Regions from separate parts of the Homo sapiens genome. Here regions 1, 3 and 4 are each linked to region 2. The links are chromatin contacts, found by Hi-C or POLR2A ChIA-PET in ENCODE. All regions are on one chromosome and are shown on one strand. Each heading gives the region's core, a stretch centred on a gene start or an enhancer-like site at or near the end of the contact. The rest is flanking DNA. Distances are from core to core; before and after follow the strand shown. Region 1 holds the start of PIGC (phosphatidylinositol glycan anchor biosynthesis class C). Region 2 holds the start of KLHL20 (kelch like family member 20). Region 3 holds the start of CACYBP (calcyclin binding protein). Region 4 holds the start of DNM3 (dynamin 3).

Evidence for each region. Hi-C counts contacts between places; a loop is a spot of excess contacts on that map. ChIA-PET counts read pairs that join two places held with the same protein, here RNA polymerase II (POLR2A). Pooled maps may share reads with other maps.
Region 1: a loop to region 2 is called in a map of CD8-positive, alpha-beta T cell, with 3 times the contacts of the local background. The contact joins the promoter of PIGC here to the promoter of KLHL20 in region 2. A Hi-C loop is called at or near these places in 2 of 168 maps with a recorded cell type or tissue (CD8-positive, alpha-beta T cell and naive thymus-derived CD4-positive, alpha-beta T cell) and 6 of 50 pooled maps. POLR2A ChIA-PET finds 5 or more read pairs at or near these places in 1 of 52 experiments (activated naive CD8-positive, alpha-beta T cell).
Region 3: a map of CD8-positive, alpha-beta T cell shows a loop between it and region 2 (13-fold over the local background). The contact joins the promoter of CACYBP here to the promoter of KLHL20 in region 2. A Hi-C loop is called at or near these places in 5 of 168 maps with a recorded cell type or tissue (CD4-positive, alpha-beta T cell, CD4-positive, alpha-beta memory T cell, CD8-positive, alpha-beta T cell and 1 more), 3 of 37 single-sample maps with no recorded cell type and 15 of 50 pooled maps. POLR2A ChIA-PET finds 5 or more read pairs at or near these places in 3 of 52 experiments (CD4-positive, alpha-beta memory T cell, activated CD4-positive, alpha-beta memory T cell and activated CD8-positive, alpha-beta T cell).
Region 4: a pooled map shows a loop between it and region 2 (10-fold over the local background). The contact joins the promoter of DNM3 here to the promoter of KLHL20 in region 2. A Hi-C loop is called at or near these places in 5 of 50 pooled maps.

Annotation. Positions count from the first base shown.
Region 1 is chr1:172,441,849-172,446,773 of GRCh38, reverse strand. PIGC (phosphatidylinositol glycan anchor biosynthesis class C) reads left to right here and starts at 2,705. Exons shown (of 2, transcript NM_153747.2): 1 at 2,705-2,786; 2 at 3,944-4,925. The coding sequence starts at 4,152. C1orf105 (chromosome 1 open reading frame 105) reads right to left here. Exons shown (of 7, transcript NM_139240.4): 2 at 1,616-1,701. RefSeq lists enhancers at 2,317-2,626, 2,350-2,873.
Region 2 is chr1:173,712,910-173,717,612 of GRCh38, reverse strand. It overlaps KLHL20 (kelch like family member 20), which reads right to left and starts at 2,632. Exons shown (of 12, transcript NM_014458.4): 1 at 2,535-2,632; 2 at 1,547-1,610. The coding sequence starts at 1,569. It also overlaps a transcript of ANKRD45 not described here. RefSeq lists enhancers at 2,089-2,458, 2,539-2,728.
Region 3 is chr1:174,996,555-175,001,485 of GRCh38, reverse strand. CACYBP (calcyclin binding protein) reads right to left here and starts at 1,539. Exons shown (of 6, transcript NM_014412.3): 1 at 1,291-1,539. The coding sequence starts at 1,305. It overlaps LOC105371622 (a long non-coding RNA gene), which reads left to right and starts at 1,840. Exons shown (of 2, transcript NR_188647.1): 1 at 1,840-1,891; 2 at 3,753-4,007. It also overlaps the pseudogene RNU6-307P. RefSeq lists a silencer at 1,519-1,638 and enhancers at 1,669-2,178, 1,730-2,266, 2,209-2,418.
Region 4 is chr1:171,839,337-171,844,410 of GRCh38, reverse strand. DNM3 (dynamin 3) reads right to left here and starts at 2,913. Exons shown (of 21, transcript NM_015569.5): 1 at 2,594-2,913. The coding sequence starts at 2,754. RefSeq lists an enhancer at 2,489-2,668 and a silencer at 2,869-3,098.

The DNA.
Region 1 (4,925 bases), core at 1,456-3,955, 1.3 Mb after region 2:
TGAAAGTGAACAGGTGCTGCCGATGCCCAGTTGTATTCTAGGCCTACCCTTCTCCCTGATCTCCACCCTCTGCCAAAGGCTTGTGTAATTAGAGACCAAGGGAGCTGGGGGCAAGAGAGCCATGCACAAGGATACTTTGCTCTTCGCTGCTGGGGCAGGTCTAATGGGCATGGGGGTAGTATGGGATGGTGGGATATTACCCTATTAGATCAAACACTAGCAATTTCACATAAAACATCCAGATTTCTAGTACTGTTAGAAGACCCAGTGGATCTGGCCTCTGGACTCACATGCCTGCAGGTAACACTGCTGGCGTGGGGGTGGGCTGAAGCGGGGAGGTGATTTCCCATTCATTGCAGTCCTGTTTGGCCAGCTTTACTCATTATGCCCCTCATCTGACTGTCATGGGCCTGTGAGTTTGTGTCCCACCCTCAATTAAAATATGCTAGACTGTCCTTACTCGTGCTGATCCATGCAGTGTTAACAACTCTTAATAAGCACTCTATCACTTAGTACTTTTGTTTCTTAAATAGGCCTTTGAGTTTATTGAACCTCTGATAATCTGCTTTCGTTATATTCAAAATTATGTAAAAATAACACAACTGAATAACGAGCACTTGAAAGCACTTGTGAATTTTGTTCTGAAAATACTAAAACCGTCTACCTATTTACTGAGAATGAGATTTTTTTTTAATGTACAGTAGACAAAGCAAAGGTACATGTTACTAAAGTGGGGATGTGGAGACAGTGATGGGAATTTGCTTATGAAGTCACTTATCCATGGGCAGGAGGGTACATGGTAGTTATCAACAGGAGGAGAAACTCTTTTTGGGGAGTCTGGCTTTTCTAACGAGCTGTTTCGAATGCCAAGGAGTCATTCCTTTTTAGTCTGTCGTGTGCCTTTGGAATGGCCTCTATGCCTGCCCTTTCTCTTTCTCTCTGCCCTCTTTCTGGTTTCTCTCATTCACCCCAACACTACCTCACACCTACCCTTCTGTCCATGTCCCCTTCCCAGAGTGGGGTTTATCACTACACTTAGGAACCATTTCATCAAAAATGGAGAAGGGACACGGTAACCCAATTATTTCAAGAGACAGTTGAAATGCTCCCTAGATATGTAATTCCTGCAATTTTGAAAAATAGATTTATGTGTCATATAGTAGTTTGTTTGGAAGGAGTAGGACTAACAGGAATGTAGGAGGGTGCCTCAAAGTTACATACAGAGTTACTATTCTATAAAGATGGGAACTTACTGTTCTAGACTTTTGATGGTAAAAATGTGAAAATTTCAGACTACAGCAGTGGAGAAAATGTGGGGTGAGAAAGAGGATGGAAGTGTTTTGAGAGACAGTGTCTAGGGGAAAAATTATCTTATACTGTTGAGTGGTAGTGGTGGAGAGGGAAAAATTTTGAGATCTCATCTCCTCTAGCCAGGCCTATACTCAGTGATCATTTTTTTCTGAGAAACCCGGATTATTTCTATTTTTAAAGCACTTGACTTGAGTTTCTCAATGGATCAAATGTGCCCTCTGATAATTGTCCCCATCCCTTAAGAAGAAATCATCTTCTGTGAGATGTTTCGTAAAACTTTTGCCCTCGGTGGCTGAGAGGTTACCTTCTGGGAAGGCTGAGCACTAATGGCTTGTTTACAAGGCTGGCCTCACTAAGCCAAGGAATCTTGTCAAATTTTGGAACAGAAGCCTAGAGGGAAATAGAGAACATTTTACAGAATATATCACACTTAAACATTGCTATCATTACGATGGCCAAAGTCAGCTAATAGCAGCCATATAGTGAACACTTTACAAACCATTTTTATATTTAACTCTTTAACCATCCTATAAAGTAGCCAAGTGCAAATAATGTCATCTCCATTTTACTGATGAAGAAATCAAAGCTCAGGTAGTGTGATTTGCCTTGAGTCACTGAGCTAGTAAATGGGTCATGTTTTCTGACTTTTATTTCCACTGTATCCTGTGTTTTACTACATCCCTTTGTTTCTTTATTACTTCCTTCTGTTTATATATCCTTTAATATTTCCATGAACTCAGTTTAATTAGCAATCTTGTCCTCACTTCTTTTAGGAGGTAAAGAGGAAAAAAACCAAGCTTTGAAGCTATAGACAACTGGATATTGATCTCTGTTCATCTACTTCCCAGGTGCCTGTCTTTGGACAAATACAACTTATCTGAGCCTTAGATTTGTCCTCTTTGAGGGGGGAGATGATATAATCAGTGTAAAGGTCAATGCACCAAAAAAGAGAGTTTCATGAGAGCAGCAATTTTTGTGTGTTTCATTCACGGCTGTATCATGAGCACCCCAAGCATGGCTTGTTACATGCAGGCATTCAATCAGTATCTGTGGAATGAACGCATGGATGCACGGGAAGTCCCAGCTGAGGGCCTGACTTAATAAAGGAGCGCAACAAAAGCGGCCATTATCTCTCACCTACTGGCCCAGCCTCTTTCCTTGTCCTCTCTTGCCTTACCCAGTCCTTCAGATGGCACATCCCATCTTTCAATAGGGGATTGCTGGGGATTTGCCTTCCTAGGCTCAGAGCATTCGGGTTTGGGCCAGTCTCCAGGAGAGGAGACCGGAGGTCCTTCGAGCAGCCAGGAGGGGGCAGCAGTCACGTCGCGATGGTTCCAGCCGGGGAAGGGTGCCCTCGCTAAGGAGATTGCGGCGGACCCGGAAGTGCTTGGCCACAGTCGCAGCCCCGGCGCCCCGAAGCGGGAAAAAGGCTGGGTGCCGCCGTCCCCCAGCTGCGCAACCCTAGGAACTCTCGGGTAGGTGGGTTCCGTGTAACGGTCAGTGTTTCCGGGGCTCCTTTTCCTCTGCTGCCTCCCGCAGACCCAAGGCTGAGTGAGGGGCGGCGGCGGAAGTGGGAGGCCCACCCAAAAAGCCAAATGGGGTGCCAGAAGAGTGAAGGCGCACCCTGGGGTCACCCTACCCTACCCCGTCCCCTCCCAGCCCCACTCTGCGGGCGGGCGCTGCCCTTTTGGGCGTCGCAGACCCTCCAACCCCGGCGGCGGCCTTAAGATTCCCGGGCTGGGATCCCTGCTGCAGAGGGGGTAACGGTGTCTGGCTTGCCAAGCAATATTTGTTGTGGTCTATCATGGAAGAAATAAAGTCGGGCAATATGAATTTTTTTTTTCTCAAATTTGCCGGATGGCTGTGGTGTTTCTGACTCTTAGTTTTCTCATTGTGAAAAAGGAATGATTATCTTCTTCGATCCTCTCAAGAGTTTCCTTGTTTTGAGTAGATTGATAGCTCTTTAAAGGATGCTAAGCTCAGCTAATGGAAGAAGAGTCTAGTTTCTTTGAGGCTTTGATTTTGGTTAAACTATAGAGCTCATACCTTTCTGTATGGTGCAGCTTACTATTGTCTTTGGATTGGTAACTTAAAAAATACAAATAACATGCCTTTGAGAACCAATAAAAACTATGGATATTATCCCTATAAATTTACACAAATCCAGATATAAGCATGCAATGTGATATACCTAAGGGATATGTGAACCACTGAGTTAAGAACTGCTTTAGAGGGAGATACAATGTGAGACACAGGCTTTGGGATAAGACTTTGGTTTGAATCCTGGCTCTGCTCTGTTACCTTAGGGCAAAGTTACTTAAGCATCTTGAATCTCAGCTTTTTTACCAAAGCAGGACTAATACTAACTTACAAGGTGGTGAGGATTAAGTGAAAGAAGATACATAAGGCACTTAGCACATAGTAGGTACTCAATAAGCGATAGCTAACAGATGTCTATTATTATTCAAGGAATTATAATTTTCAAATCTGAAATGCAGTTTTAATGTCCCATAAGGTGACTACCACATACATTTTTCTCAGACTTTTAGTAAACTGAGTTGATTTGACTTTATCTCAGTACTACTCTTGACCTTTCACAACTTTCGTAGGTTCACAGTCTCTCTTTTTCTAGGAACTTGGCTGTGTTGTCCTGCCTCAGAGACAAATTCATCTATTGTAGGCCTAGCCCCTGCCTTTGAAAACAAGGAAAGGTTGGTAGAACATCAACACAGCATGGAATTTCCAGGGAGGTCTCATTTCAAAACTTCATAAAGAACAAGAACCACCTGGACTTCTGTGAGGGCGATGATTAAACTGGCCTGAGTTTGAATGAAAGGATAATGTATGCTCAACCTGTGACTAACACCAAGGAGGTCAAGTGGCAGAAGGTCTTGTATGAGCGACAGCCCTTTCCTGATAACTATGTGGACCGGCGATTCCTGGAAGAGCTCCGGAAAAACATCCATGCTCGGAAATACCAATATTGGGCTGTGGTATTTGAGTCCAGTGTGGTGATCCAGCAGCTGTGCAGTGTTTGTGTTTTTGTGGTTATCTGGTGGTATATGGATGAGGGTCTTCTGGCCCCCCATTGGCTTTTAGGGACTGGTCTGGCTTCTTCACTGATTGGGTATGTTTTGTTTGATCTCATTGATGGAGGTGAAGGGCGGAAGAAGAGTGGGCAGACCCGGTGGGCTGACCTGAAGAGTGCCCTAGTCTTCATTACTTTCACTTATGGGTTTTCACCAGTGCTGAAGACCCTTACAGAGTCTGTCAGCACTGACACCATCTATGCCATGTCAGTCTTCATGCTGTTAGGCCATCTCATCTTTTTTGACTATGGTGCCAATGCTGCCATTGTATCCAGCACACTATCCTTGAACATGGCCATCTTTGCTTCTGTATGCTTGGCATCACGTCTTCCCCGGTCCCTGCATGCCTTCATCATGGTGACATTTGCCATTCAGATTTTTGCCCTGTGGCCCATGTTGCAGAAGAAACTAAAGGCATGTACTCCCCGGAGCTATGTGGGGGTCACACTGCTTTTTGCATTTTCAGCCGTGGGAGGCCTACTGTCCATTAGTGCTGTGGGAGCCGTACTCTTTGCCCTTCTGCTG
Region 2 (4,703 bases), core at 1,383-3,882:
CAAAGCTTCTTTAATAGCAACTGAGTATAAACCCAGCATTACAGAGACTGCCTTCTGGGTTAAATCAGCAAAAATGACAGCCCAATAAGAAAAGGATAGGGAAGTGTGACCATGATTGAATGTAGGAAGCAGGTGAAAGTAAGACCAGAGACCAATGTGAGTAGGCTAGGCTCTGGCCAAGTGACAGTGATGAAGAAAGAGCCGTAGCTTAACGATTAACAGCACTAGAATTATCCAGCATGATTCTGAATAGCTGACAGTATTATGTAATAAAGCAAGAAAAAAGGAGCAGGTATGAGTGATTAAGCAAATATTTTATATAGACTACTGATAAACCAAAAACATTCCCACACTCTGCTATTCTTTTAAAAAATAATAAGCTCTTATTTTAGCAATTATATAAGATATGACATTTTATGGTAGCTGGAGATGAGACACAATCAGTGGGTTTTGCAATAATGTTAGAAGTAAAGGGATGAAGTATTTAATATTATGTTGTTAATTTTTTCATGTACATTGTGGTAAAATATTATTCCTACTACAGAGTAAAATATAAATAAGATAATGGTATTTTTCATCTTGATAACATCTTTTCATCTGGAGATCTTAAAGCATTTGCAAATGTTCATTAATCCCCAATATCCTGATCAGATACACTAAAGAAGTAAACTGGGGTACAGAGAAGGTGAACAGCTCAAGGTCAATTGATAAACCAATAACAGATTTGGATAAAGATATACATTCTGGTTCTTGCTCCAAGTTCTGAGTTATAAGTCATATTCCCATTATAAAATGTTTCTTCTCTTAAAAGAACTGCAGAAGTTGTTTATCTTTGATGTTAAATAACAAATGATTAAATAGAGTTCAATAAATAGAAAACAAATGTAAAAACCAAAGAAATAGAACTGGGATGATTTTGTATCATAAAGATTCTAGTCTCATTTGTTAGAACAAAATGAGAAAAAACATTATTAAATTCTAGGGTTGGGAGGGCCTATTTATTGTCTATATTTTCCCAGACATTGTTCTATTTTTCTATGGACTAAGTTATTATGTCTAATACCTATTTTAGTCCTTATACAATCTTCCCTACAATGCAGCTATTTTAATTAACAGAACAAATGTATGATTGAACATCAAGGAAATAACCAAAACCATAATTAGGCATGCAGTACAGTATATTATAAATAATTATGATTCTTACATGGGAACAGAATCCTCTACATTTTATAGGGAACTGAAGATTATAATAAATCCATATAGTATCATAATGAACTTAATGATTATTTACTGTAAAAAACATGAAAAAAGGAAAATTTAAGTGTTTAGCACTACATACAATCCACAGCACTTTTCAGAAACAACTTCTGTATTTTATTCTATTAAAAAGCTATTAATTCTTAATATTACTTTTGATTTATTGTAGAACAAGACTCATTAGTTCCAAGCAGAATTTAGTAAGATTGAAACTCTTTTTTAAAAATTTAAATTATTACATGCTGAATTTTAATCAGTGAAACCAAAGGTTTTCTTCCTAAATGCCTACCTGCGCATTGGCTTTCCTTCCATGCACCATGAAAAGTACCCTTCACCACACTCTAAAGCCGAACCTAAGACAACAGAAAAGCAGGAACTTAATAAAAGCTATTTCTGATCTTTACAGTAACAATCTTTATATAATCATTTCACTCATTTCGTCAGTTATCAAGAGTTTCATATCCTATTATACCACAGGCCTTCTGCAGATGCACAATAACTTAATCTAGTACATTTAAGATTACCATCCTTACTCTGCATGCTAAAACGATTAAAGTAAAGGTGAGGGAAAGTATGCTAAATAGTCCCGACTGTTAGGTCAGTCTTGTTTCTCTTCAAAAAGTGCTTGGAGATATTTAACTGTGATCTCGACATCAAGTATATTTACAGAACAAGCACCAGATACCCACAGCAGTACTAACCTGATAGATCACATAGGGTACACGAGGCTTTAATAACGAATCTGAAGATTGTTAACTTGTCCCGAAGTGACAGGAGGAGGAGGCGTCTGCATTTGCCTTTACAAACAACTCCGCTTCCGACAGTCCAGGGAGCTTGAACAGGGCAGGGAAAGTATGGCTCCAGACTAACACTCTTTACAAGCATTTCCTTCAGTCCCCGATACAATGTTCACTACCCACGTAGCAGGATTTCGCCAGGTCCCGAGGGTTAAATGGGGGCGCACGTACTTTCTTCCTTCCCTGAATTCCAAACACTGTCTGGGGAAGCTGTCCAGGATGCGAAACCCCAGCACCACCAGGCAGGACAAAGCCCGGGGCCTCCTCTGGCTCCCGAGATAGGCTGTCAGCCAGCGAGAGCGCACTCTGGCGCTCCGCGAGGCCCGGCCCCAGCGCCCCAACAGTCTCTTCTCGGCGCCGACTGACAGGCGACCGACCTGACCCCATGGGGCAGCTCAGCAACTTGGGACCACATATCTGCGAAGCGAGCCCTGGGGCGCTGTCCGCTGTCCCCTGCTCTAAGGTGACTGGCTCACTTACCGGCTCTGACACTTTCTTCTCTGCAGCAGCCTCCTCCGTCTACTCCGCCCTCCACTCCTCTCTGCCTCCTCCTCCACCGCCGCTAACGCAGGCAGGATGCCGCTCGTAGAGCTATTTCCTTTCCCTTCACCGGCCCATATCCAGAAGCAGGAAGTAGTCCTATTCTTAAATCGTTCCCGCAGGAACCCACATAATCCGCCAAGGGGTTCCGGTGCGGCTCCGGAAGTAGTCGTGCCCTTTGCTGGGGCATTCAGGTAACCTCAGAGGTTGTTTATCCTCGTGGGGGTTCCTTGTATCCCAAGAGTAACCATTTTTAGAATTCACTGCGGAACTGGCAGTATTTGAATACTGAAGCCTCCTCTTTTCTTCTTTGTTTTCGCCAGCAAAGGCAGTAAAGGGTAGTCACAGAAAGCTAAGAATTTGTATTTCTTTTTAGTTGGTGGGTCTCCTTTTGGCACAATGTTCCTAATTGTGGATTGAATTATTGCATGCACACATGGGTTGGCATGTATCTGTCAGGCCTCTACTATGTGCAAGGTGCAGAAGTTAGATAGACAGACCAGAGATAGACCTTATCCTCCAGATTTCCCACGGTCAAACTTTCAGGACACCAGGATTTTATCCAGGCTCTAAGGCTGTGTTAGTCTGCCCTTTCTACTTAGTATTCACCACCAGACACTTCACCAAACACATCTTCTGTGGATTCACTTTAATGTTAAGGAGGGAAGAGTATATTTTCTTAAAAAAATTTTTTTTCAGTAGCAAGCAGAGCCAAAAAAGTATATTTTTAAAATTATCTTTTCCTCCAGATTTTCCCATAGCACACAGCCACCTGATTTTTACCGTATATTAATATTTAGAAAACAAGTGATACAAGTGTAAGGTGGGGATTACAATTTCAGGAATATCAGAGAAAGACTGTTGCTGATTTCCTGGTAAGTATACTAGGCTAAGTATTAACCAGATTTTCTTTAGCTGTTCTTTATGTAGAATCTACACAGGTGTGTCCAGTTGTTTCTGAGGGGAAAGGATACCTCTTGTTAATTAGCTTGTAGTGGAAAATACATGGCCTTTAGATCCAGATATAGTGGCCCAGTGGATTCTTCTTGCCTGCTGCCCAGATACAGATGATTTATCAAGGTATAGGGATTGCAATGGAGAAAGAGTTTTACACAACATCGAGTGGAAAAATGGAAGAAGTTTTATTATTACTCAAATCAGTTATATTATTACTCAAATCGGCCTCCTGGAGCATTTGGGGGCTAGGTTTCTTTTCAAAGGTAGTCTGGGGAAAGGGGTAGGGGTGGCTAGGCAATGGGTGCTTGCTGCTGACTGGTGCAGTCATAGGGGTATGGGAGATGGTCCTCCTGCCTACTGAGTTGTTTCTGGGTGGAGCCACAGGAACAGTTGGTGGGTCCAGGTGGAGCCATCAGTAGTCAAACATGCAAAAAACTTAAAAATATACCCAAAAAGGCCAATCCTAGATTCTACAATAGTGATGTTATCTGTAGGAGTAATTGGGGAAGTTGCATATCTTGTGACCTCTGGAATAATGGCTGGCAATCACTTATGTCTACACTTAACAGAATTCAGGCTCATCTATCCCCGTTGTCTGGTGGTCTCTCATTAGCTTTACAAAGGCAATTGAGTTTTGGGGAAGGACTGTAATTATTTAAACTATTAAACTAAATGTCTCCCAAAGTTATCTTGGCTTAAGCCCAGGAATAATTAAGGACAGACTGAAAGCTAAAGGCAAGATGGGGTTTGGCTAGATCAGATCTCCTCCACTGCTATAATTTTCTCACTGATAGAATTTTTGCAAAGGGGGTTTCAGTTTGCAAAGGCGATTTCACGGATACACATAGGTACAAATCCTAGACCTGTAACTGACTAGCTTTGTGATCTTATTGAAAATTTTTACTGCATGTGTATATGTGATATATATACATATGCAGTAAAATGATTTCTTTTCCATATTTTAAAACTTTTCATAAATGGTATCAAAGCATATGTATTCTTTTGCAACTTCCATTTTCCACTCAACATTCTGTTTGTAAGATTTGTCCATGTTGATCAATGAAGGTCCAATTCAGTGATTCTCAAAGTGTTGTCCTGGACCAGCAGCATCAACATCACTTGGAAAATGCTAACCCTTGAGCCCCATTACAG
Region 3 (4,931 bases), core at 290-2,789, 1.3 Mb before region 2:
AGCAATTGTTTAAAACACACTACATGGTTTCTTTCTGGAGTGATGAAAATGTCCTGAAACTAGACAGTGGTGATGGCTGCACTACACTGTGAATATATTTAAACAAAAAACAAATACCTGAATTGTACACTTTAAAATGGTTAAAAACTTGAATTTTATCTCAAACAAAACAAAAATCAAGTGCCCTCAAATGTATATTTCTAAGTGCCTAAACTGAGAACGATCTCTACTTTCAAGAGGACTAACACTGAGCTATCCACCTGCAAGACTGTGAAGTTATCTCCTAGGGGCACATAGTACCCAAGACCTACCTTAAAAGACTTGTCACAAGATACCCAGATTAATACTGGAACACACAAACCTCATAGTTTTTCTTCATTTAAAGAAAAGATTTTGAGTTTAAAAAACAAAAACAAAACAAAACAAAAGCTTGGGACTCCCCAGTACTTGTTTTCATAAAGCAAATCTAGTTAATACACACCCAACACTTAACTGTGAATAACTGTCCCGTCTTCACCTCCCACTTACGCCAGGAAATGAGCAATACAAGTACTATCATTCCCATTTTCTAACTGAGCAAACTAAGTCTCCACAAAATTTAATTCTCCAACGTTCAGAGTTTACAGAGCTTTAACACAGGCCATTCGCTTTCTTACTATTAATTACAACTAACTTTCCAAGTTATTTATTTTAAAAATCACATACAGCAGATTGCTGTTTGCCAATCACTGACTTAAACACCTAGAAATCATATTTTTTAACAACCCTATGAAATGGATGCTACTGCGACACAGAGAAGCTAAACAACTTGCCCAGAGTAACACAGCTCCTCGTGTGTAGAGAAAACCTGACTAGGAGAATTCAAGTGCTAGCACTGAGAACTCACCTTCCAACCGCCCTCTACCAAGAACGACACTCATGTTTGCACCCAGCTTTGCTTGAATGAAGCTTCCTGTCCACTGGCTGGGAAACCAGGGCAGAAAGGGCCTGAGGAACACGCGCAAAGGGCCGCTCTCCCAGACCCACTCCCCGCACCGCCTGCACGGATAATCGCCGCACACCCCCGCTCGAGCCCAGCAGGCGAGTGGGGTGCGAGGTCGAGTGGAAGCGCTGGGGAGCCGACGGCGCAGCAAGGGGCGAGTGAGGTGTCCCCCGGGAAGGCGGCGCACTGACTGGCGCGGGACCGGGTGGCCGCAGGGCGGCTCAGCCCACGGAAACGGCGGTAGGGCGGGAGGCTGGCGCTGCAGCTCCAGCCGGGGGGCATAAGGAATATGGGGCCGGACCACTTACCTCTTCTGAAGCCATGGGGGCTGGGTCAGGCCGAAGTCCCGAGCTGCAGCCGCGCAGAAGGAGGAACAGGAAACCCCGCGCCGAGCCCTCAAACCGAGCGCAGACGCCTACCCGCACGAGTCGCGGCGCTGCAGCCTGCGCCCACACCGACCCTGCGCAAGATCGCGGCCCGCCTCCCGCACGCGACGGATCTCGAACCTTCGCGAGGCAGCCGCCGCCACCGCCCACCGCGAGCACGCACAGCCCGCCAAGCCTGGCTCCACCCACCCTTCCTCGCCTCGCCGAGCCTAGCCCCACCCCTCCCCGCCCCGCCGAGTCTGGCTCCGCCCGCCTGCCGAATCTCCTAGCAACGCTCAAGTCTCGCGAGCGAACCGGCAATCCGAGAAGAGTAATGTCTTGCTCTCCGCCCTGACAACTTTTATGTATTATAATTTGACCGCGCTGGGCCACGCTGCGCAGTCGCAGCTCGGAACCGCTGCGTTAACCCAGCCCCGGAAATAACGTACCGATCTTCGGAGTCCAAGTCGGAAGTTGACTAGAGAGTCACCTGCTTTCGTCCGCTCTAGGACACCAGACACACCAGGCCGCCATGTTGTGTAAGGTTAGTCTCTCAGCCTCCGCGAGAAGAAGGCGAAAAATGGGGAGGAGCAGCCTGGTTACTTTCAAACGAGAAAGAACGGATATGTTAAGCGTGGAGGGCTCCTAATGGTAGCGGTTTGATTTTCAGTGAGTTTGGCGCGGTGGAGACGTCACCGCGGTCTAACAGTTCCGACGTGGTGGCGTCATCACTGGCCGCCGTAGGAGGTGGAGCTACGTTGGCCTCGTGACCGGGCCCTGTAGCGGAAGCCCAGGTCAAGGCCCTAACAAAAGGGCCCGCCTATGGCCACAGTTTCAGGCCCTCCTTTCAGTCATGGACTGTTGAAGCACGATTTCCTGGTGCTTTCGCCCCTTTCACCGACCATTTCAAGAGTCCGTAGTTCTCGCCTGGGTTTGGATTCGGTATAAGTGAGCCTGTTTACCATCAAAGAAAATGGTGAAATGTCTTCTGGAGACGATGTTCTCTTCTGGTTCTAACCCTGTCACTCAGTGAGACCCCCAGAGAAGCCTAGTTTTCAGATTATTCTAGTCCTTGGCAGGCTCAAGATGTCAACAACACGGTTGGAAACAACCCCTGAGAGGTCACATAGCGCGCACTCAGCTTTACAGATCGTCCAAGGCAGCGACCCCTGAGAGGTCACATAGCGCGCACTCAGCTTTATAGATCGTCCAAGGCAGCAATTAGAATCAGCAACTCGGAGAGGAAAAAAAGCTGTTAGCGGAATGGAGGCTGACCATTATCTGTAGTAAAGAATCGGAAGTACAGTACAAAAATAAATTACCGAAACGCAACATGCGTGAATTTCACACAAAAAAATGAAGTTGAGGGAAAGAAGCCAGACATGGAAGAGTTCATATTGCGTGGTTCCATTTAAAAACTAGCCCATGGTGTTAATGAGCATAGTGGGGAGGACAATGACATGAAAGAGCCACCAGGGGGCTTTTGAGGTTCAGGTAATGTTTCTTGATTTGGACACTGATTATAGATAGGTGGGTTCACTTTAGAAATCTCATTGAGTTGTAAACGTATATTTATGTACGTAGTTTTTTCTGTAGATTATGCTTAAGGCCCGGCGAAGGGGAATTTGCCCAGGTAATGGAAATATTACACCGATACATAGAATTGTCAAAGTTCATGGGATGAACTCCTAAGAGCTGTGTATTTTATCGTATAAATTTTTTTAAGTGTCCAACCAATAGCCTGGAATTATTAAGTACATAATTAAATAAAAACAAATATCCCATGGACCTAATGCAGTGAACAGTTACCTCGTTCTCTTAATTGCTCAGGCTAAGGACTCATACCTGAGTCTTCTATCTCAGGCCTTACATCTTATATAACAAGCCTTACTGGCTTAATCTTCAAAATATGTAGCGAATTTAACGAGTTCTCACAACCTCTGCTTCTACCACCTGACGGGGTTTGGGACATGCTACCCAAAAATATGGCACCTAGACATATTGAATACTTTGAACTGAAGGAATTTGAGAAAGAACATATGCAGGAATGTCTCTAACTTTCTTGCACCTTTCTGCTCTGAAGCAGGACGTAATACCCTCATGTGAGAATTGCCCTGTCTATACCTGGAATAAAAGTAACATCTTTATCTCTGAAAACACAGGGACGTAGAGACGAATATGAACATCAGGCCTTGCTAAGTTTCCCCCAGTTTATTACCCTTAGATCACAGTCTTTTAGCCCCATCACATTTTCCCACAATTCTCCATTCTTCTTCAAACCTACTCTAAACAACACTAAGGTTAACTATTTATTCGGGTCTTCATTTCTTTATGAAGTTTCCATGTTATGTAAAACTAACATTAATATTTATGCTTTTCTCTTGTTAATTTGTCTTTTGTTACAGGATCCCCAGCCAGTGAGCCTAAAATGGGTAGAAGGAAAAGATATTTCTTACCCTACGCACCCAGGTCCAAGTCATCATTATTTTGTCTGAAATTTATCTTCCTAACTGATTTCTCTGCTTCCCCATTGTGCCTTAAGAGTTAGTTTTCCACAGAGCAGCTCGAGATATCTTTTCAGATCATTATATCCCTTTGCTTAAAAACCTCTAACAGCTTCCTATTAGGCTTAGAATAAAGTACAAACTCCTTAATGTGAACTTGAGTGTTTTACGTATCTTATCTCACCTTTATGAGCTTCATGTCAGAACCCATCTCTCACCACTCTTCCTTCCCCGCTCCCTGATTTAAACAGTCTGGCACTTTACTTATTCATTGAACCCACTGGGTTTGCTCTTGCCTCCAAGTCTGTACCCAGCTTTCTCTCTACCTGTAATCCTCTTCCTCTAGGTCATCACACAGATCGTTTCTTCACTCTATTTAGGTCTTTCAGAAGTAACACTAAGGGAGGCTTTTCCAGACAATATTATGCAAATATAAATGGACATGTGACAAATACTTTATTCGACTTATTAGTTACTGAGAGTGTATTTGAGTAGCCAGGTATTTATAGGCAATTTAACAATGTAATGTTAGTATAAGGTGGCAAGGTTAGATATAAACCTGTTAATGTCTCACAGGGTAATAAACTATAACTTTTGGTGTTATCTGTTCCACTGGAAAGGAAGTAGGGATTTGCATTCTTACTGGACAAAAATCTACAAGTTAATGTATAGATTCAGTATAGGACTTTTAAATCAATAGTGAACGATGAAATGAACAAAGTACAATCCCCTAGTCCTTGGTTTGACACTGAAAGGACATGCCACTCACCTTTTTGCCTTGTTTCCAAAGTTTGGAATAATTTTCCTTTCAAAATGAAATTATTTCTCATTCAGTTGTCCTATTGCAGGCAGCCTTTACTGCTTCCCCCAGTTAATGTACCTGTCAAGCTTACTCATGATTTCCTAACTGCCAAATTCAATGGATATTTTTAATTTTTTTTTTGCTATGACTCATACTGTTCCCTTCGGGCTTGTCAGCAGATAAATGACCTTCTGGGGACTGTGCAAAATATGGAATGCTTAATGAATTTGTGTGTTATTCTTGTGCAGGGGACACAACAGTCTTCTCTGTAGATTACA
Region 4 (5,074 bases), core at 1,664-4,163, 1.9 Mb after region 2:
GCTTGAGTCAAGAGCAAACACAATGAATTTACACAAGTGATGACCCTTGGTTTTTATGGCTGCATTCAATAACTGCACATTAGATCGAGTCTTAAAATGAAAACTGTTTCGTGTAAAAGAGGAAAGTTGCATCCTTAGGAAAGAAACTGTTTTTATTGCAAAATTCCTGGATAATGACAAGAAAATGCTAAGATGTTACAGTAGAAAATGGATACAATTTTTTCCACCTAGGCTGAATAACTTATCAAAATAGAAAACTCCATTTTCCCTAAGGTTGGTTTATAATTAGAAATTAGATTCCTCAATAATTCAATGACCGAAATCTTTATTAAAGTCAAATGACCTTCCTAATTAAATTTTCTCCTTAATATGTAAGCTCTGCTAGGCAGGTGTTATCTCTACATATAATTAAGACTTTACATATGAATTAAATGACCTTTTTCCTCTATGGTCATCCTTTTCTTTGATTTGGCGTTCTAACAGTCAATTAGTGGTAAAACTTTTTAAAGTACAACAAATTACTAATGCATTCTGGTACGTGCTCTGATTTTTATACTTGTCCCTATTTTTTATTCCATCTTGAAAAATATTCAAACTTAAATATTTTACTCTTCTACATTTCTTTTTTCAAATTATTCCAAAAGAACATAGCTAGTGTGGGGAGATGTGTACAATTTTATTATAACATTAGGAAGAATGTTAGAATTTCAAAACCTAGAATGTAGAATTGTGGTATGTGCATACAACTGACATTAAGTTCAAAAGCTCTGACCACAAACAATGCACTTGCATACAATATAGGCTCATCCAAGTAAATATATGGGAGATGCATAAAAATATGGTAATTTCATTTGAAATACTTACAGTTTTAATCTTTAAGTATTTGTTTAAAAAACAAAAATAGTTAAATAACTCTTAAGGTGTCATGACAAAAATGCCCTGGCTTTGGAAAGCCAAAAATATGTTACCAAAACTCACTCTTTGGATGCCACTTTATATCTCGTAAATTTCATTGGCAACAAATCAAAGAAAGTAACTGTTATATGTTTGAAATCCATCACTTCACCAAAAGTCTAAGATGACGTAGGCAAAATGCTTTACCTTCACTTTGTTCATTAATCAAAAAAAATATAAAAATGAGGTGTAGTGATTAAGTGAATTACTCAAGGATACAAGCCAATTGTCAGCAATTTTACTTTGTTAGGCTTCTTATCTTTCTAGTTCATACAGGAAAAAAAATATCATCTGAGAGATGGAATATCATTTGAGAGAAAGGAATATGTACTTTATGAACACTAACATTTCCAAAGGAAATGTGGGAATATTCAGCTCTAAATTCTACACATCACCAAGCACTAACAAAAAAAGAAAAAAGGAACAGAAACAGGAACCTTCTGCATCCCAAGTCACGAATGAGCCAAATAAAAAGAATAAAGTACAATCTCGCCAGCATTTTTTCTTGGATACTGTACATTTCTACCTGGTTTTCTATTACTAGGAAACAGATTTCAGTTTTCATAATGCTTTTAAATGGGCTTTTCTTAGCAAATGTCTGCACTCTTCAGGCAAGGCCATTAAGGTAACTTAATCCCTCATGAATTGCTCAGTGGAAGAAATGCTGATTCCTAATTCGAAAATTAATTCCTTAGCTGTTTCTGTATTAAGAGTCATGAGGAAAACCACAGCTACAATTTAGATTCAGAATGTTGTCTTGAAGGCTAGCAAGACAAATAGGAGCTTAGAGAACGGAAGATGATGCTGGGGGAGGGGGCGCAGAGAGAGTGCGAGAAAGATGCTGGTCAGTTCCGAGATGATGCAGGAATGACATGGCACCTGGACAACATAAGTCCACGTCCACCCCCTGCCAAGTCTGTGCCTCGGGCTCTCTCACAATTGCCTGAAGCTGTGAATAGGTGCACACGCAAACACACCACCTTTTATTCTTCGACTCTCCGGGAGGAGAATGGTGGGGAAGCGTCTCTGGATAAAGCTTCACCACAACAAACGACGTCTTTCTCCTCGCACCCCGCCTCCCCAGCTAGAGGCAGGCAACAGTAGACAGCTGAGAGGAACGAGAACCCTGGCGAGAAGGAAAGCATCTCCACCTAAGGGAGGGGGCTCGGGGGATAAAGCCCCACAGCCTCACAGGGAGCCTCACGGAGGGCGACAGGAAAAGGAGGGGGGTGTTGAGCTGGGAAAACAGGAGAGGGGCACTGGGAAGCTTTCGGCGCGCTACGCAGGGAGGCTGCCCGGGGCTGGCGCGCACCGAGGGGGTGGGGGTCGAGCCCGGGGCGGACCCCTCCCCCGACTCCCCGACTGGAGGACAGGGAGGAAATGGCTTTGTATCGCACGATGAAAGGCAGGCAGGAGGGCCACCAGGCGGGGGGTGGCAGGGGACGGAGGATGCCCAGAGCTGGAGGACCCCGCCCGCCCCACGGACACCGCCACTCTGCCCCCCATTCCACTCTGCCCCCCATTCCACCGCAGCGCCTGGTCCATCCACCCTCTGGCTCCCGCTGCCCGTCCACGTTCCAACGGCCCGCAGCGGGGTCGCCCCACTGCCGCATCCTTACTCCGCGCCCTGCGCGCTTACCTGCCCACGAAGTTCTCGAGCACCGAGCTCTTGCCGGCGCTCTGGCCGCCCACCACGGCGATCTGCGGCAGCTCCAGCAGGCAGCTCTGTCCCAGCGCCGAAAACGCGTCCTGCAGACGGTTCACCAGCGGGATCAGCTCCTCCATCTCCCGGTTCCCCATCTTGCCCGAGGGGCCGGCGACCAGCTGGTCCCTGCTCGCCTCTACGACCTGACAGGGAGTAGGGGCCGCGCTGCCCTGGCTGCTGCTGCTGCGCCGGGCTCAGCCAGCCAGGTCCTGGCGCAGACGTCGGAGCCCGCCGCCAGCCCGCCGCTTGGCTCTGACAGCTAACGACCCGCAGCGCGCCTGCGCGGGCGGGCAGGGGCGTGGCCTATCTCCGCGACGCCCCGCCCCCGCCCCGCGGCTGCCCCGCCCCGGGCTTCCCATCGGACCACCAGGCCAGGCGCGCACGCACTGCAGCCCAGCTGCGGCCAGATGCCACGGCCTCTGCGTTCTGTGGCCAAGGCTCAGAGGCCAAGTTACAGCGCCGGGTCAGGAAATGGCATGAAATCAGCAGCAGCGGCAGCGTTGTTCTCTTTCAGCGGCTACCAAGCCAAAGCCCAGTGGAAAGCACTATCGCCGCTAACACCACCACACGATCACCAGCAACAGCAGCACCGCCGCCGCCACCACCGGGGCACCGCTGCCAGACTACACTTCCCGAAAGGAAATCTCCTCTGTCACGCCCTTCTCCAGAATCCGCGATGACTCCTCCCAGGGTGGCAGGCCTGTTGGAGTCTAAATTCTTCAATGTGACATCCATCTAAGGCCCTGAGTGGTCTGACCTTACTTAATTCTTCATCTGTAATGACTCGTCCTCCCCAGCCCCGCATAAGCACAGGTAGAGTCTGTAGGGTTTACCGCCCCGATACACCCCTTTAATCACTCTGGCCTGTGAGACTCCTCATGCCATTTGCCCTCCCGGTCTATCTCCTTCTACCGGATCTATCCAGAACCAGGTACCCTGGACGCATTCTGTGAAATTTAGCACATTGAGAAGTGACTGTGTGTGGGGTCCTGTGCCTGATGATCGGGACACAAAGATAAATGGCCATGCTTCTCTTAGCCTCCACAGACGGTTCCTTTTTAGTCTGCTCCTCAAATACTGATGCTTCGCAGGGTTTCATATATGGGCATTTTCTTGTCTAATGTTTGTCCTCTGCCTGAGGACTTTCCCATAGCTTTAACTCTGAATCAAGGCTGGCGACTACAGAAATTTACATTGCTAGACCCTGTCTCTCTTCTGCAACTTAGACTGTACTCCAAGAGGAGCCCAGAATACTACCTGAGTGTCCTACAAGTACTACAGACTCAATTTATTCAAAACTGAAGTCATCTTTTGTAATCTCAGCATTTAATGTACAGTTCCTTCTAACTCTAAAAAGACATATTAAAATGTTCATAATGTCAAAAAACCTGAAAACAACCCAAATGTCTATCAACAGGTGAATGAATAAACAAACGTGGTATATATATATAGTGAAATAATCTCTGCCACAAAAAAGACTTTTGATATAGCAACAATCTCAGATACATTATGTAGAATGAAAAAGGCCAAAGACCATATTGGTTTGATTTCATGTATGTGAAGTTCTACAACCAGCAAAGCTATTCTATGGTAATAGAAATCGGAACTGTGGTTGTCTTTGAGGAGTGGAGATTGACTGTAGGAGGCATGAGGAAACTTTCTGGAGTGATGGAAATGTCCCATGTCTTGACTGGGATGTGGGCATACATTTGTCAAAACTCCTCAAACTAAACTTTTAAGTGATGTGCATTTTACTGTACATTACATCTCAACTTTTTTTTAAAGCAGCAGAAAAAGACAAATAAAACTGAATGCATCTCCACTGAAGTGGATCTCTATTAGAATGTCTGCCCAGGAAACCTTTTCTAAGAAACACTCCATCCAATGCATGGTTGTAGCCAGAGCAGTCATGAAGATAGAAAGGCATGAAGAAAAACTGAGCCCTGGCCATAGCTGTGTGCACCAGATTGGGCACCTGACTTGAGCTTTACCAATCAAAGCCTTTTCCCAGGAGTATGCAATTGAGAGAGAGATTGGCCTTTGTCTGAGTGACTGAACTATAAGTGAGGAATAACATTGGCAACTATGGTTAGTAAGATTTCACCAGTAGAAGGGAAGTGCTCATCTTCAGAGAAAGAGAAAAGTGAAAAGACACAAGGAGAGGAGCACAGGGAAAGAAGAGGGAAGATCCGGATAGTACCTGTATCCTCAATCTTGTTCATGTCTGATGTCCAACTGTAATCCTGTCCTCAGTTCCTTGTACAACCTCCCCGCCAATAAACTTATAATAAATTCTCCTCTTTGCCTAACCTAATTCAACTCATATTTCTTTTACTTGCAGTCAAAGAATCCTATAAATACATTCTCACACTAGAGATAGTGTGCTCCCTATCTCAGGGACAAGCCTGCCCAATC